Linked DNA regions of Homo sapiens: region 2 is linked to region 1. Evidence: chromatin loops called from intact Hi-C (ENCODE). Cell type or tissue: endothelial cell of umbilical vein. All regions are shown on one strand.

Region 1 (4,000 bases):
GTTTAGGTCTGCGCGTTGATGCGATGCCGCCCAAGCACACCGGACACGTGGGACTTCACGTCGATGCTCCCAGGCCTTGGTGCCTCGTGGATCTATGCGTGTGACAGTGAAAATAAATTAAAACGCCGTGAGACGGAACCTAAGAAGAACTGCCTGCGCCGGGGCGGGCGGGTTGGCCGTGGCCGCGCGGCTCATCTGCTGGCGGCCGAGGCGCCGGGTTTGAGGACGCTGGGCAGCTTGTCAGAACCCGGCACCTTCCAGGGCCCCGGCGCGACGGCGGCCTTGCGCGCCGGGGCGCCCCCCGGGGGTCGCGGGCCCGGCCGGGGACCCGCGCGCGCACCCGCCCTGCCCTCGGCCTCCAGCGCGCCGCTGCCGCCGCCGCCCGGGCCGGCAAACGCCGGCGCAGCCCCCGGGCCTTCGCGCCGGCAGAGCTCGGAGCCCGCCGCCGCACGGGGCGCCTCCTTCCCGCCCGCCCGCGCCGCGTCCGCCGCGTCTGCCGCCGCGAGCCCGGGCGCCCTGGCCTCCGAGGCGGGCCTGCCGGCCTCGGGCCGCCCCTGGCCGCCGGGCGCCTCCTCGAGCCTCGGCCGCGCGGCCCTCTGCGGACTCGCCGAGCGCTCCCTCTGCTCCCCGAGGCGCTGCTTCTTCTGGCCGCAGGCTGAAAGCTCCTTTGGTTTCCTAACGTCGTGTTCCCGTTTGATATCCCAAGTTGGGCCTGGGCTTATCTGGTGGGAAGGGTCGGAGGGTGGGGCTGGATGTGATGGAGAGAATGGAGCGAGGCCGTCGTCCAGGGAGACGCCTACTTCCGGCAGACCTGGGGCGGCGGCAGCGGGAGAACTCCAGGGGGCGGGTTCGTCTGTGGACGGGAAGCACAGGCGTTAGCAGTGGCGCACGCAGGACGTCCCCGTGCCCTCTCTACGCCGGGGACAGGGGCAGGCAGCTGGGGCGATTGCTCTCAGGGGCCGGAGCCACCGCCGCCCCCACCCCCACCCCCACCCTCACTGCCGAGAGGGCAGCGGCCGCGCCCCCGGGGATTTGGGGGTTCCCTCCGCCCCGCTTAGCCCCCACGCCCCGAACCTCGTCCGTGGACCGGGGAGGCCAACGCGAAGCCCAGGCCTAATCCCTTCGCCTTGGCCCTGCTAACTTCCGGGGGTGTTCTCGGGCCTGATAGTCCTGTATAGACAGCTCACTTGACAGCCCTTGAATAAATGGGTCTCCAACTCGAGTAGACCTTGGAATCACCAGGGTGGTGGTGAAAAATACAGATTCCCCGGGAGGAGCAGGCCCGGAGGTTTCAGCAGCACGGGGCCCAGGAAGTCCTCTGTATTTTTATCAGGCACCCATTCTGAAAAAGGTGGCCTAGCAGGGGTGTCCAATCTTTTGGCTTCTTTGGGCTACATTAGAATTGTCTTGGGCTACACATAAAATACACTAACGATAGCTGATGGGCTCAAAAAAAAAAGGTCCATGCATAAATCTCATAATCTTTTAAGAAAGTTTACAAATTTGTGTTGGGTCACATTCAAAGCTGGAGGCGGGTTGGACAAGCTTGGTTTAGAGCCAAGCTTTGAGAAACACTGGTCTGGGTTCTCTGGAAGTTGGGAAGTGACGTTCTCAACCAGTAGGTGTCACTCAAAGCATATTCCTAGCTGCTGTCAGTTTCAGAATTTGGATAAATACATTTTAAAACTATCATTTTTTAAAAAAAATCGTCCTTAATTCCATTTTTTTTCTTTGCCAAGTCCGGATGGAACTTAATTCTTTTTAGTACTTCTAACATTATGGAGGGCCCCAGGACTAAGATAATTCTTTCTAGGAAGTCTAGTTCCAACATTTACTTAGGATTTAAGTTACCTACTTCCAAAAAGGATTTAAGACAATTGACAACATCAAAACACATATAAAACAATGATTAAAATGAGAGATGACTTTTTTTTTAAAGCAACAGCTGGTCAGAGGCCAAGTAGAAGGACAGATGTATTAGGAATCTGAGATGAGTTAGCTGCTACTGTGAGCAACAACAGTTCCCTGGAGCTTCTGGCCACTAAGGGGAAATGAAAGCAGGGAAATCCAATTACTGTGAATCCTTGATATTTGTAAGAAATATGTCTCATGACCTTGGAAATGCTCAAATTTTGTGATATTCTAGAGTGTAATTTTTCTTCCACAGAATTGGTATATGGTCATGAGTGGAGAACGAAGAAACCACATTGATAGATTTGAATTCTGGGTGCCAGGTGAGCCTCCCTCACTAGCTAAAAGATTCAGTCCCACACAGCAACCTCAGTGCATGTGATTCAAGCTCTTGCCTCTGTAACGTGTCAGAGGCTGTCAGTGATACTTGTGCATACTCAGTCCATTAATGTCCAGGGTCTACTTTGTTTGAAACTTGAGGGTTCTTATATAGTACCTTTGATACTGATTTATAAAGCAATAAGGAGAGGAAAAGGGCAGTGGCAATGGTTTTCCCAATAATTCTGGCCATCTTTAGAATGGCAAATCAAAAACGTTTCTCATTCTATGTGAAATTCGAATGGAACATTTTGGGCATAATGTTAACCTTCCTTCTTCCATACACTGATGTCCATTATCATTTTCACATGGTAAAATCCTAGAAGTCCTGGAATCTAATCCTGGCTCTGGCATGTATTTACTGGTGACGTGATTTTGGACCAACAACTAAATCTCTCTGAGCCTCAATTTCTTCCTTTATAAGATGGGGATAAAATATCCAACTTTACAGATGTGAGACATACACTTTCTAAGGGAAAGCACTTTGCAATGGGAGGGTCAATCATATTTTTCTTCTGTACCCCACCTGCTGCCTACTTATGGATTGGGCTCCTGTGGAAGCCGCCTCATTAACTAGTACCTTTGCAGGTGAGGTTTTGAATAAGTGCAATAAGGCAGTCATTTCCAGGTGCTGTGATTCCCAGGTGTCATTTTGCTACACCTCAGGTATCCTTGGTTACCTTAAGGAATAGTCTGAAATCCTCAAAGGCAAATATATCCAATGAAAATGAGAATGTGTTCTACTTTTGGGTGGGTTAGAGTTTAAAATCAGACTAACAAATGATAAGTGGTGGCAATCCACCCATCTAGCGAGATACAGCTTAGAAGAGTTAAAAAGTGGTCTTCAAAAGGCCTAACTAGAGGGTAGCTTGTGCAACAGTGATCTCTGACTTGGACCATGGTAATGATATTTCACATTTTAATAGCTCTTTTCCCCATCATTACATCACATATGGTAGAGTTAATTAGCTGGCCTCAAATTACTTCTTAGATAAGGGGAGAAGGTTGATATTACTCACACCATTTCCTGAAGGAGGAATTGAAGTAGAGAGAGGTTAACTAACTTGACCAAGATTACAAAATGGGCCAGTTAGGAGTAAAAATTTGGGTTTCTTTACTCTTTTTACTTAGAAACTGTCCCAAGATGTTACCTTGCAAATAGGATTAAAGTATGTGAAATGGGCAAGAACAGTGGCCACTGCCAACCAACAGGAACCAGATCTTATCCTTAAGCAGAAGACTTAGCATTTATTTCTGAACATCTTACTACATATCTGGCATTGAACTGGAGAGTTCCTATCCAGAAAAATGAAAAAATATTCATCCATCCATCATTAGTTGGCTTCAAATTACTTCTGAGATTCAGGGAGACACTCTTTTCTTTCCCTCCTCCAGTGATTTTTCATATCGTAAAAGGTGAAATTATTCACAAATTCAAAGATTCCTCTTATAAAAGTTTCTCAAGAGTTTGTTTATAGATCATTAAACACTTAACAGCGGGAGAAACTAAAAACTAAAATGTTCCAAGTCACTATGGGTTAAAAATATTAACAAGAAATTAAGATTTACTATATCACAAAGTGATTTAAAAGATGGATATCTATATGAGTGGTTGAATATTTTCATTTTTCTGCACAGGAACTCTTCAGTTCAGTACGAAACATATGGTGTCTGTCCAGGCACGAGCCTGCAAAGCTCCAGGCACGAGCCT
Region 2 (4,000 bases), 900 kb after region 1:
CATAAAGATGAGTCCCAATGACTCCATGAATTTCTACATCATTATTTTCATGTCATGGAGACTGTATAGTGTAGTGTGGACTCTGGGTTCAAAATGATTGGATGTGAATTCACATATAGACCATGTCCCTTTGGGCAAATTATTTAGCCCCTCTGTACACCAGCTGTAAAATGAGAAAAATAATAACAGAGAGTGATTGTTAGGATTAAATCAATTAACACATATCAATGTCTTAGAATAATTTCTTGAACATGGTGAGTACTCAATAAATCTTTGTATTATCACAACATTTATTGTTTTTAGTTTCAAGTTAATTTCACAAAAGCTTTCCTAATGATCCACACAGTTGAATACTTGTCTTTACTGCATTACATGGGTAATTATTTTTTCTTCTCTTATATAGAGGAGTTAAAACTGTATTTGTTGTTTTCTAATAAAAACTTAATGAATTAACTGAAATTTTAGTATGAGGAAATAGTCTCTATGTTCTGTTACCTACTGTGTCTGGTTTAGTTCTACATTCATTATGGTCTTATTTTATATCCTCCAAGCTAATTTTTTCCTATCTTTCACCTTTTTTCCTCTTCTAAGCAAATCTCACCTTAGATAATTTGAAAGAAAAATATTAGTCTCTATTTACTTGCCTCTTCATACCCAGCCTAAAATAAAATGCTGAACAGAGTATGCAGGACGAACCACACCTGATCTACCACAAAATACTACTAAACATTAAAGTACACAATTAAGAAACAAAATTGAAATGCCACTTGGTTAACCATTGTTTTTATACAAGACTTAATTCCTTGAGGGTTTCTACTGTCACACAACTTCTCCTTGTGAGGTGTACCTGAACAGCAAGAGGCTTCCTTTGTTCCTAACTTTCCTGATTTCCGTCAGGAATACAGCATGATATGGACTCAGGAACAGGCTGATTGTCTATTCTTGACATTCCTGAAGATGTTTAGGTTATGAAGTTGATTATAGCATGAAATCTTGGGTTCTTGATTCTTGGAGCTCCACATCTCTGTCTCTTTAGTCCCTCTTCCTCCACTCTCTCTCTGGGGAAGTGGAGGATCACTGGAAAGAGGCTAAAGGAGGTAAATTTCTGGCTATAGTCTTCTGTTAATCACTTTTATGTAGTCTGTGTTTATGCTTAGGTGCTATGACCTTTCTATTCCACGTTCCTAAAGATATGAGTAAAAAATGGCTTCTTGACTTTATCATGCATAAAAACCATTTGGGATAATTTATTTGAAATGTAGATTCCTAAGTTCATCCCTCCCGCCCCCTAATAGATTCTAACTCAGTACGTTGGGTGGAACCACAGAGTCTGCACTTTAAATACGGCTCTTCTGTAGATTGTGATATAAGTGGCCTTTGTGAATAGTTTCAGAAACGCTGCCTTACAATGCTTCAATCAATAAAATGCTTCCAGATTTCTAGTAAATTGAAAACAGCACAGGAAATCACAGCTAGTCAAACTGCCAATTATTATATGAGATTTATCACTTTTCAACAGTTTTTTTTTTTTTCTATTGAGATAGAGTCTCACTCTGTTGCCCAGGCTATAGTGCAGTGGTGTGATCTTGGCTCACTGCAACCTCCACTGCCTGGGTTCAAGCGATTCTCATGCCTCAGCCTCCCGAGTAACTGGGACTACAGGCACACACAATCACGCCCAGCTAATTTTTTTGTATTTTTATTGGAGACAGGTTTCGCCATGTTGGCCAGGCTGGTCTTGAACTAGTGACCTCAGGTGATCCGCCTGCCTTGGCCTCACCAAATTGCTGGGATTATAGGTGTGAGCCACTGTGTCCGGCCCAGATTTTAATATTCTAATACCATTGCCTCCAGAGCCATCACCTTTAACTACATGGGAAAAACAAATTCTTCCTTTGGCCATGAAGAAATATGATTTCCTACGTTAGACTGAGATTATCACCAAGAAAAAGCAACAGACATGCTTTATCAGTTGGTTCTTAGCAAAGTTATGCCATGGAGTACACTTGATTCTTTCTTTCTTTCTTTCTTTCTTTATTTTTTATTTTTTATTTTTTTTTTTGGCATCAGATTATTTCTTTTTTTTATTATTATTATACTTTAAGTTTTAGGGTACATGTGCACAATGTGCAGGTTAGTTACATATGTATACATGTGCCATGCTGGTGTGCTGCACCCATTAAGTCGTCATTTAGCATTAGGTATTTCTCCTAATGCTATCCCTCCCCCCTGCCCCCACCCCACAACAGTCCCCAGAGTGTGATGTTCTCCTCCCTGTGTCCATGTGTTCTCATTGTTCAATTCCCACCTATGAGTGAGAACATGCGGTGTTTGGTTTTTTGTCCTTGCGATAGTTTACTGAGAATGATGATTTCCAATTTCATCCATGTCCCTACAAAGGACATGAACTCATCATTTTTTATGGCTGCATAGTATTCCATGGTGTATATGTGCCACATTTTCTTAATCCAGTCTATCGTTGTTGGACACTTGGGTTGGTTCCAAGTCTTTGCTATTGTGAATAATGCCGCAATAAACATAACTGTGTATGTGTCTTTATAGCAGCATGATTTATAGTCCTTTGGGTATATACCCAGTAATGTGATGGCTGGGTCAAATGGTATTTCTAGTTCTAGATCCCTGAGGAATCGCTACACTGACTTCCACAATGGTTGAACTAGTCTACAGTCCCACCAACAGTGTAAAAGTGTTCCTATTTCTCCACATCCTCTCCAGCACCTGTTGTTTCCTGACTTTTTAATGATTGCCATTCTAACTGGTGTGAGATGGTATCTCATTGTGGTTTTGATTTGCATTTCTCTGATGGCCAGTGATGATGAGCATTTTTTCATGTGTCTTTTGGCTGCATAAATGTCTTCTTTTGAGAAGTGTCTGTTCATATCCTTTGCCTACTTTTTAATGGGGTTGTTTGTTTTTTTCTTGTAAATTTGTTTGAGTTCATTGTAGATTCTGGATATTAGCCCTCTGTCAGATGAGTAGGTTGCAAAAATTTTCTCTCATTTTGTAGGTTGCCTGTTCACACTGATGGTAGTTTCTTTTGCTGTGCAGAAGCTCTTTAGTTTAATTAGATCCCATTTGTCAATTTTGGCTTTTGTTGCCATTGCTTTTGGTGTTTTTGACATGAAGTCCTTGCCCATGCCCATGTCCTAAATGGTAATGCCTAGGTTTTCTTCTAGGGTTTTTATGGTTTTAGGTCTAACGTTTAAGTCTTTAATCCATCTTGAATTAATTTTTGTATAAGGTGTAAGGAAGGGATCCAGCTTCAGATTTCTACATATGGCTAGCCAGTTTTCCCAGCACCATTTATTAAATAGGGAATCCTTTCCCCATTGCTTGTTTTTCTCAGGTTTGTCAAAGATCAGATAGTTGTAGATAAGCGGCGTTATTTCTGAGGGCTCTGTTCTGTTCCATTGATCTATATCTCTGTTTTGGTACCAGTACCATGCTGTTTTGATTATTATAGCCTTGTAGTATAGTTTGAAGTCAGGTAGCGTGATGCCTCTGGCTTTGTTCTTTTGGCTTAGCATTGACTTGGTGATGAGGGCTCTTTTTTGGTTCCATGTGAACTTTAAAGTAGTTTTTTCCAATTCTGTGAAGAAAGTAATTGGTAGCTTGATGGGGATGGCATTGAATCTATAAATTACCTTGGGCAGTATGGCCATTTTCACGATATTGATTCTTCCTACCCATGACCATGGAATGTTCTTCCATTTGTTTGTATCCTCTTTTATTTCATTGAGCAGTGGTTTGTACTTCTCCTTGAAGAGGTCTTTCACGTCCCTTGTAAGTTGGGTTCCTAAGTATTTTATTCTCTTTGAAGCAATTGTGAGTGGGAGTTCACTCATGATTTGGCTCTCTGTTTGTCTGTTATTGGTGTATAAGAATGCTTGTGATTTTTGTATATTGATTTTGTATCCTGAGAATTTGCTGAAGTTGCTTATCAGCTTAAGGAGATTTTGGGCTGAGACAATGGGGTTTT

The links. Hi-C counts contacts between places; a loop is a spot of excess contacts. Peaks named below come from ENCODE experiments on the same cell type or tissue, not always from the same donor. Only the 100,000 strongest peaks of a DNase experiment are listed, where the experiment ranks them.
Region 2: a loop joins it to region 1, with 9 times the contacts of the local background. A loop is called at or near these places in 7 of 110 quality-filtered maps.

Annotation. Positions count from the first base shown.
Region 1 is chr7:78,019,124-78,023,123 of GRCh38, forward strand. It overlaps MAGI2 (membrane associated guanylate kinase, WW and PDZ domain containing 2), which reads right to left. Exons shown (of 22, transcript NM_012301.4): 22 at 1-853. The coding sequence ends at 192. Among named protein-coding and RNA genes, the nearest start is that of DDX3ILA1, 31 kb to the left of the region's middle. RefSeq lists an enhancer at 1-420 and a silencer at 401-560. In endothelial cell of umbilical vein, a CTCF peak has its summit at 1,594 (motif pointing right); DNase peaks (open chromatin) are centred at 758 and 1,608; H3K4me3 peaks cover 1,300 bases; H3K27ac peaks cover 776 bases; H3K27me3 peaks cover 63 bases.
Region 2 is chr7:78,920,113-78,924,112 of GRCh38, forward strand. The region is part of intron 2 of MAGI2 (membrane associated guanylate kinase, WW and PDZ domain containing 2); the gene reads right to left. Among named protein-coding and RNA genes, the nearest start is that of MAGI2-AS2, 87 kb to the right of the region's middle. In endothelial cell of umbilical vein, no CTCF peak of the experiment used is centred here; no DNase peak of the experiment used is centred here.